Regions from separate parts of the Homo sapiens genome. Here regions 2 and 3 are each linked to region 1. A link is an interaction called in ENCODE POLR2A ChIA-PET data of the cell type or tissue named here. Cell type or tissue: GM12878. All regions are shown on one strand. Region 1 holds the start of HLA-DRA (major histocompatibility complex, class II, DR alpha). Region 2 holds the start of HLA-DRB1 (major histocompatibility complex, class II, DR beta 1). Region 3 holds the start of HLA-DQB1 (major histocompatibility complex, class II, DQ beta 1).

Evidence for each region. Peaks named below come from ENCODE experiments on the same cell type or tissue, not always from the same donor. Only the 100,000 strongest peaks of a DNase experiment are listed, where the experiment ranks them.
Region 2: POLR2A ChIA-PET joins it to region 1 with 23 read pairs; 3 of 35 experiments call an interaction of 5 or more read pairs at or near these places.
Region 3: POLR2A ChIA-PET joins it to region 1 with 16 read pairs; 4 of 35 experiments call an interaction of 5 or more read pairs at or near these places.

Annotation. Positions count from the first base shown.
Region 1 is chr6:32,438,591-32,441,090 of GRCh38, reverse strand. HLA-DRA (major histocompatibility complex, class II, DR alpha) reads right to left here and starts at 1,204. Exons shown (of 5, transcript NM_019111.5): 1 at 1,059-1,204. The coding sequence starts at 1,140. In GM12878, no CTCF peak of the experiment used is centred here; a DNase peak (open chromatin) is centred at 1,290; H3K4me3 peaks cover 1,730 bases; H3K27ac peaks cover 2,500 bases.
Region 2 is chr6:32,588,336-32,590,835 of GRCh38, reverse strand. It overlaps HLA-DRB1 (major histocompatibility complex, class II, DR beta 1), which reads left to right and starts at 988. Exons shown (of 6, transcript NM_002124.4): 1 at 988-1,193. The coding sequence starts at 1,094. In GM12878, no CTCF peak of the experiment used is centred here; a DNase peak (open chromatin) is centred at 995; H3K4me3 peaks cover 1,315 bases; H3K27ac peaks cover 2,458 bases.
Region 3 is chr6:32,665,517-32,668,016 of GRCh38, reverse strand. HLA-DQB1 (major histocompatibility complex, class II, DQ beta 1) reads left to right here and starts at 1,360. Exons shown (of 5, transcript NM_002123.5): 1 at 1,360-1,518. The coding sequence starts at 1,410. In GM12878, no CTCF peak of the experiment used is centred here; a DNase peak (open chromatin) is centred at 1,266; H3K4me3 peaks cover 600 bases; H3K27ac peaks cover 2,373 bases.

The DNA of each region.
Region 1 (2,500 bases):
CACCGTGCCCAGCCAAGATGAGAGATTTTAATGTTTGACTGTGTATTGATAAACCTAGGAATTTATTTACCGTTTGCATCTATGCAAACACACACAAATATACTAGCTGCCTCTTCACAAACCAAGGGAAGATCCTCTGTCTTTCTAGGTAAGTATCCCTATGTATGGCTCTTTTGGGGCAATAGAAATCTACAATTGCCACTATGGGTATGGGAGCTGGGTTATTACTTTGCTTATTTCAAGTCTACCTGACACCTTCTGTGGGGGTCACGCTGGGTGAAGAATACTTTTCTACAGTACATCTTTACAACAGCACCAATGTTGCTCTGGAGATGAGAGAGAATAATATCAGATTCCCCATTTCCTTACTTATTTTTCTACTCTCTTGGAAATATTACTAAGTTAACATGATATAAGATCTGCTGTACCATGGAGATGGGAAGGCAGGGAATGGCTATCACTGTCCCATGAGGCAACTCATATCAGCATGCCTTCCCTCCCCTTTTCCTGGGGTAAATTGTTGCTTTTTGATGACTTTTCCTTCTAGTAATCTTCAACACAATATATGTGCTCAATATATACCGACAGGATTTACACTCCAAAAAATAACTACTGTATCATGTATTCAGATAAGAACAGGGCTAATAACTTTTTTTTTTTCATTTAATTCTAGCAAAACTATGTGTGGTTTTTAGTTTTTAATTTTACTAATTTTCCAGAAAGAATAATTAAAGCCCAGAAATATAACTTGTTAATGCTTGCCAGAAAATATTCTTCCTCCCCCACCCCCACCCCCACCCCCAGTTTGGCTTGTAGCAGGACCTTGCTATTCATCAATACACAACTCAGTTTTGACCCTCTAAACCAAATTTGACTTACTTCAGTTTGTGGTGAGGGAAGAACTCCACCAAACCACAATTTGTTATACTTTCTGTCGAGACCACATAATACCTGTCACACTATTCTTTCACTCCACACATTATCTTCCAAATGTCCATAGGTCTTTTCTCCAATGCTTCGTAGTCTATCGTCCCAGATTTCATTCCCTCAGCACCTACCTTTGATAGCCCATGATTCCTGAGCGCTCATCAGCACAGCTATGATGAAAAATCCTAGCACAGGGACTCCACTTATGGCCATTTTCTTCTTGGGCGCTCTGTTGGGAGTCAGTAGAGCTCGGGAGTGAGGCAGAACAGACAAGAATAAAAGAAAAGAGAATGTGGGGTGTAATAGAGTCTGACCATTAAAATGCAAATCAATTACTCTTTGGCCAATCAGAAAAATATTTTGAGATGACGCATCTGTTGCTAGGGGAAGGGTTCTTGCAAAGGGTCCAGGACACAAGATACTCCGTTCATTGGATAAAGAAGTAAAGTTCTTAAACAAACAGGACAACAACAACAACAAATCAAGTATTTAAGACTGTTAGTCAATCACGGACAGACTCTTTAACCCCAATCTGACTTCTAGACAGGGATATACCTGAAGCACATTAGTGAGAATAGAATCAATGGAAACACCTAAAGTGAGAGCTAAATACAGATCATATGTCTGTGCAATGACAGTTGGAGAGTTTGCGTAAGGGACAATAAATTACCCAAATAGAAGGTAAATTGTCAGGCCATGGAGATTGTCTGAATTTTGGCAGTACTGAGGACATAGCTTCACTAAAGAAGCTCTTTCATGCTTCTTGGAGTCCTAGACTTCAAGATGATCAACTCAGGCCAAGAGCTTGGGATGGCTGGCATTGTATCTCATTTAGAGAAAATGAGAGGAGAAACTCTGAGGTTCAACACTCTCAACACTGGAGAAGGATGAAAGGCTGTATCTTGAAACACAGGTAGTAGTTAGTGGAAATAGTGGGCTGTAAAGGAGCTACCTTCTTCTCATCTCTACCATCTTATATATGACAAGAGATTGGAGTTGACTAATGGACACACCTCATTTGAGGATTCAGGTCAATGAATATGAGAGAGTATAGTGGGCAAAGCCTATTCTTTTTTTTTTTTTTTTTTTTTTTAGACGGAGTCTTGCTCTGTCGCCCAAGCTGGAGTTGGTGGCGTGATCTCAGCTCATTGTAATCTCCGCCTCCCGGGTTCAAGCGATTCTCCTGCCTCAGCCTCCTGAGTAGCTGGGATTACAGGCGCCCACCACCATGCCCGGATAATTTTTGTATTTTTAGTAGAGACGGGGTTTCACCATGTTGGTCAGGCTGGTCTCAGACTCCTGACCTCGTGATTTGCCCGCCTTGGCCTCGCAAAGTGCTGGGATTACAGGCATGAGCCACCACACCCAGCTGGCAAAGCCTATTCTATTGGGAACGTTAGAGATAATAACCCACAGAACGGCTTTAATATTCCTTCCCTCATGTCATAAGATTATGAAAGTTTTTCTTTTGTCATATGATTATTAAAGATCTGCTCTAAAGAATATATTTTGATGTTCAACATAGACAGTCCTGAAAATTAGGAGACTTCGACTCTCTTGTTTCTGAAGATAC
Region 2 (2,500 bases), 150 kb before region 1:
AACAAGAGAAGTGGAATACTAAAGGGCCATAGCCTTAAACAAAGGAGGAAATCATAATGGGAGCCAAGAATGAGGGATTGAACACTCGACATAAAATATTAATTATGGTAAAACAGAGTTGTTCTGTCAACAGCTGACTTTGAGTCCTTGATCGATCATCTCAGCCCCCTGCATACTTTGATTACACAGTTGACCTTAACACATTGATAGGGTAAGTGCTATACAAAAGCAACTTCGGACTCTCCATTGCACATAGGTGGCCCCTGCAAGCCCCTTGCCTGTGTGTGTTCTGGAGATGACACTAAACTTGGGGGCAGCATCAGGAGACACACTTGAAAAAACTCTTTTTACTCAGATTAAATTATTAACTAACTTTCAATTTCCTTTAACTTATTACAGACATCTCTACCTGTAAATAGGTACAGATTAAGCTCTCCGGTCAACAGCTGTCATTCTGTCATATCATCAGATACCCGGAGCTGCTGCTCCTTGAGGCATCCACAGAATCACATTTTCTAGTGTTGAAAGACCTGAAAGATCATGGTGCCTTCATTTCAACTGTGAGACATGACGTAATTTTCCCAAATCTACAACATTAAGATATGGTGCAATAAGGACCAGATTAAAGGTCTCCTGATTTGCGGCCATGTTCCCTCCATCTCCTTTACTCCTAAACACACTCACACTCACTCCTGCAAATAGTTGTCTTGTCAAGTGGGAAATGAATGCTCTTACAAGGCTCAAACTTGTGAACACATCACTGACCAGCACAGAGCTGGCTACAATAGCTCCCCAATTAAGGTGTTTTACATGCAACTGGTTCAAACCTTCCAAGTGCTAAATTAAAACAATCCTTTAAAGAAGGAAATTCTGTTTCAGAAGAGGACCTTCATACAGCATCTCTGACCAGCAACTGATGATGCTATTGAACTCAGATGCTGATTGGTTCTCCAACACGAGATTACCCAACCCAGGAGCAAGGAAATCAGTAACTTCCTCCCTATAACTTGGAATGTGGGTGGAGGGGTTCATAGTTCTCCCTGAGTGAGACTTGCCTGCTTCTCTGGCCCCTGGTCCTGTCCTGTTCTCCAGCATGGTGTGTCTGAAGCTCCCTGGAGGCTCCTGCATGACAGCGCTGACAGTGACACTGATGGTGCTGAGCTCCCCACTGGCTTTGTCTGGGGACACCCGACGTAAGTGCACATTGCGGGTGCTGAGCTACTATGGGGTGGGGAAAATAGGGAGTTTTGTTAACATTGTGCCCAGGCCATGTCCCTTAAGAAATTGTGACGTTTTCTTCAGAGATTGCCCATCTTTATCATTGGATCCCAAATTATTTCCTCCATAAAAGGAGCTTGGGTACTTGCCCTCTTCATGAGACTTGTGTAAGGGGCCTTTGCACAAATCATTTCTTTTCAAATCTCCACCAATAAAACCTTTGCATCACATGTCCTCAGGGTCTTTAGAGGATTTAGAAATAAGGATTCTAAAATAAATTCCCCATACAGCACTTCCCTTTATTATGTTGACTTATGTCAGACAAAAGGAGGTTCTTACTGAAAATTTTGTGGGAGTCAAGGGAATTCAAAGGGTCTCTCCTAGACGATCCAGTGTTAGGTTCCCCACAGGACCTTTGGTGTTGGCCATAGTCCTCATATGTGAGGATGGACCCAGTGGCCTCCCCATTATCTCCTTTCTTTTCTTGCTGAACTCCAATGTTTATAAGGCCTGTATCCCTGTAGTGTATGTAGGTTCTCTGACAGAAGTTATACTTAGTGCTCTTCCTTTCTTGTGGGGAAAAGTCCCTGGAACTGAAGCTGAGATTGTTAATACTTGGAGTCACCTTACAGATACAGAGCATTTATGAGGTATTCTTTGGTGCCTAAAGAACTTAAGGCATCCTCTGAAAAACTAGCCCAGGTTCGTGTTCATTATGAATCTTTTTTAACCTTTCTGTACTTGTTTCTCTTGCATCTCCTATGTGCTCTAACTAGACATGACAGAAGAGATTTAACTAATGTATAAATTATATGAAATTCTATTTTTTAAGTCAAAAATAATCAACTATCAGAAATTTAATAATGTTCAAACTATATACTCTGTGTGGGGTTACCGAGATGATGTGAACATTGTTCACGTCTCATAGGGCTGAAAGTCAATGGGCAAGTCTTGGGAACTCATTGTCTTACTGGGGTCTTGTCCTAAATTTCCTAGGTTCACCCATCATGCCCTCAGCTTTCCTTAACTAGCCATGTCTGCTTACCTCTTCCTCCAGTTTCTATTTTTCCCCAGCTATGTTGTCATCATTTCCAGAAATCTCTAAAGCTTGCACAGAACCTTAGCACTATGAGATTCATTGAAAGAGACTTTTTTTCTCTTTTTGAGGTAGGGCCTGGCTCTGTCACCCAGTCTATAGCTCAGTGGTGTGATCGAGGCTCACTGCAACCTCTGCCACTTATGCTCAAGTGATCCTCCCTCCTCAGGCTCCAGAGTAGCTGGG
Region 3 (2,500 bases), 230 kb before region 1:
ATTTTAGATTGTATTCTCTACTTTAAAAGCAGAACCTAACATTTTGGGAAAAGAAAGAGAGAAAGGGAGAGAAGAAGAGAAGTGGAGATATTTATTGTCTTGGTTGAGGTCAGAAGTAATGTTTGCCAGGCGTTGTTCTAATTGCTTTATAACCATTAGTATTGCCCCTAGTCACTGTCAAGAGGAGCCTGATAAGTTATGTTTATTTATAAAAACACATTGATGTAGATATGTCCATGAGGAACTGTTAAAAAAATAGAATTGAAAAAAAAACACATTGATACCTCTGCCATTTGGGATTTAATGTTTAGGGCTGGCACAGTACACTCTGTGACTCTAAACACTTTCTCCATCATTAGTACTATTCAGGACCCAGGAAATGCTTCTCCACAGGTTTTGTGCTCTCTCTTCAAAACGAAACATGACTGCATCCGAATACTGTAAAATTCTGTGTATTGTGCCTTTGCTGATATCAGATGCATCATTTCATGGTTCAGGGAGGATTTAAACAGCTGAAGAACTTAAAAAAGAAATGTCAACTTAATTAACTTTTCAAATACTTTCACTAGAAGAGCATAAATACAATATGTTCTTGCATAATGAAGAATCATTTACCAGCAGGGGTGGGTATCAATTTTTTTTTTTTGGCTTGTTTTCTTGTTCCACATATTAACCTGATAGTTACACATAACAGTTGAGGAGACTTTTGTAATATTAAACAAGACAAATTAATCTTAAATTTGTACATGTGAAGATCTAGATGTAAAATGCATGAAACATGACCCACATTTTATAAAGAGAAGCCTGGGGCAAAAATAAATTCAGTAATTTGTTGACTCTTCTAAAGCACATTAGTGGTGGAACTGCAACTTACCATTATTTCCTTCTAAGAACTTTGCTCTTCTCCCCAGGACTTAAGGCTCTTCAGCGTGTCTAAGACAACAGCAGTAAAAATTTCTGTGACAGCAATTTTCTCTCCCCTGAAATATGATCCCCACCTAATTTGCTTTATTAAAAATCCCAAGTATAATAACAACTGGTTTTTAACAATATTACAGAGATGTTTACTGTTGAATCGCATTTTTTTCTTTTGCCTCTCAAAATCCCCGAGGCATTCGTTCTTCAGCTCTTCTATAATCGAGAGGAAATTTTCACCTCAGATGTTCATCCAGTACAATTTGAAGACGTCACAGTGCCAGGCACTGGATTGAGAACCTTCACAAAAAAAATGTCTGCCCAGAGACAGATGAGGTCCTTCAGCTCCAGTGCTGATTGGTTCTTTTCCGAGGGACCATCCAATCCTGCCACTCACGGAAACATCCACAGGTTTTTATTCTTTCTGCCAGGTACATCAGATCCATCAGGTCCGAGCTGTGTTGACTACCACTGCTTTTCCCTTCGTCTCAGTTATGTCTTGGAAGAAGGCTTTGCGGATCCCCGGAGACCTTCGGGTAGCAACTGTCACCTTGATGCTGGCGATGCTGAGCTCCCTACTGGCTGAGGGCAGAGACTCTCCCGGTAAGTGCAGGGCAGCTGCTCTCCAGAGCCGCCACTCTGGGAACAGGCTCTCCTTGGGCTGGGGTATGGGGGATGGTGATCTCTATGATCTTGGACACAATCTTTCATCAACATTTCCTCTCTCTTGGGAAAGAAAGCTATGTTGCATTCCCATTTATCTTTTAGTGATGAGATGAGGACAATCCAATCCCCATCCTACAGGCTTAAGCCTGGAAGAGGAGGAGAGAGGAGAGAAAGAGGAGATAAAGTGTACATTTACTACCAGCGATAGGACAAAGTGAGCATGGGGTTATTTTTGAAGATATGAATTTCTCCAAAGACACAGCAGGATTTGTCATTTAGGCGTGCCCCAAGACTGCCTGGACTTAGGATTATGAGATCCTGCATTGGAAAATGTGAGGCAGCAATGGTGTCTGTAGTCTCTGTATTTGAGGAAAATTTGTCTCTATTCCTGACCGAGTGGAGCATTTGTGGAGGCAAAATCTTGGTGCTGAGGGAAGCTGACTGGCTGACCACAGAGAGGGAGTCTTCGGGTTTCACTGATTTATGGGCAAATGGTGACTTGAGTGGGATTCAGAGACCCGAGTTAATGGTGGACTGAATTTAGTAGGAAGGAGGATGTAAAGAAGGGAAATAACACATATTGTGAAACCACTCACTTCAGACAGAACAATACTTTATATAACTTCTCTCTCACTCCTTCTAACATCCTGTGTGTAGATATCATGATTTTCTTTTACACAATTATACTTGTGATATGGATATTCTGTTACATAACCTGCCCAAACTGGTGACTGCCACAGTTTAATTGGAATCTAGTTTATCAAATTCAAAAGCTTGTGCTCTTTCCATGAATAAATGTCTCTATCTAGGACTCAGAGGTGTAGGTCCTTTCCAACATAGAAGGGAGTGAACCTCAACGGGACTTGGGAGGGTAAATCTAGGCATGGGAAGGAAGGTATTTTACCCAGGGACCAAGAGA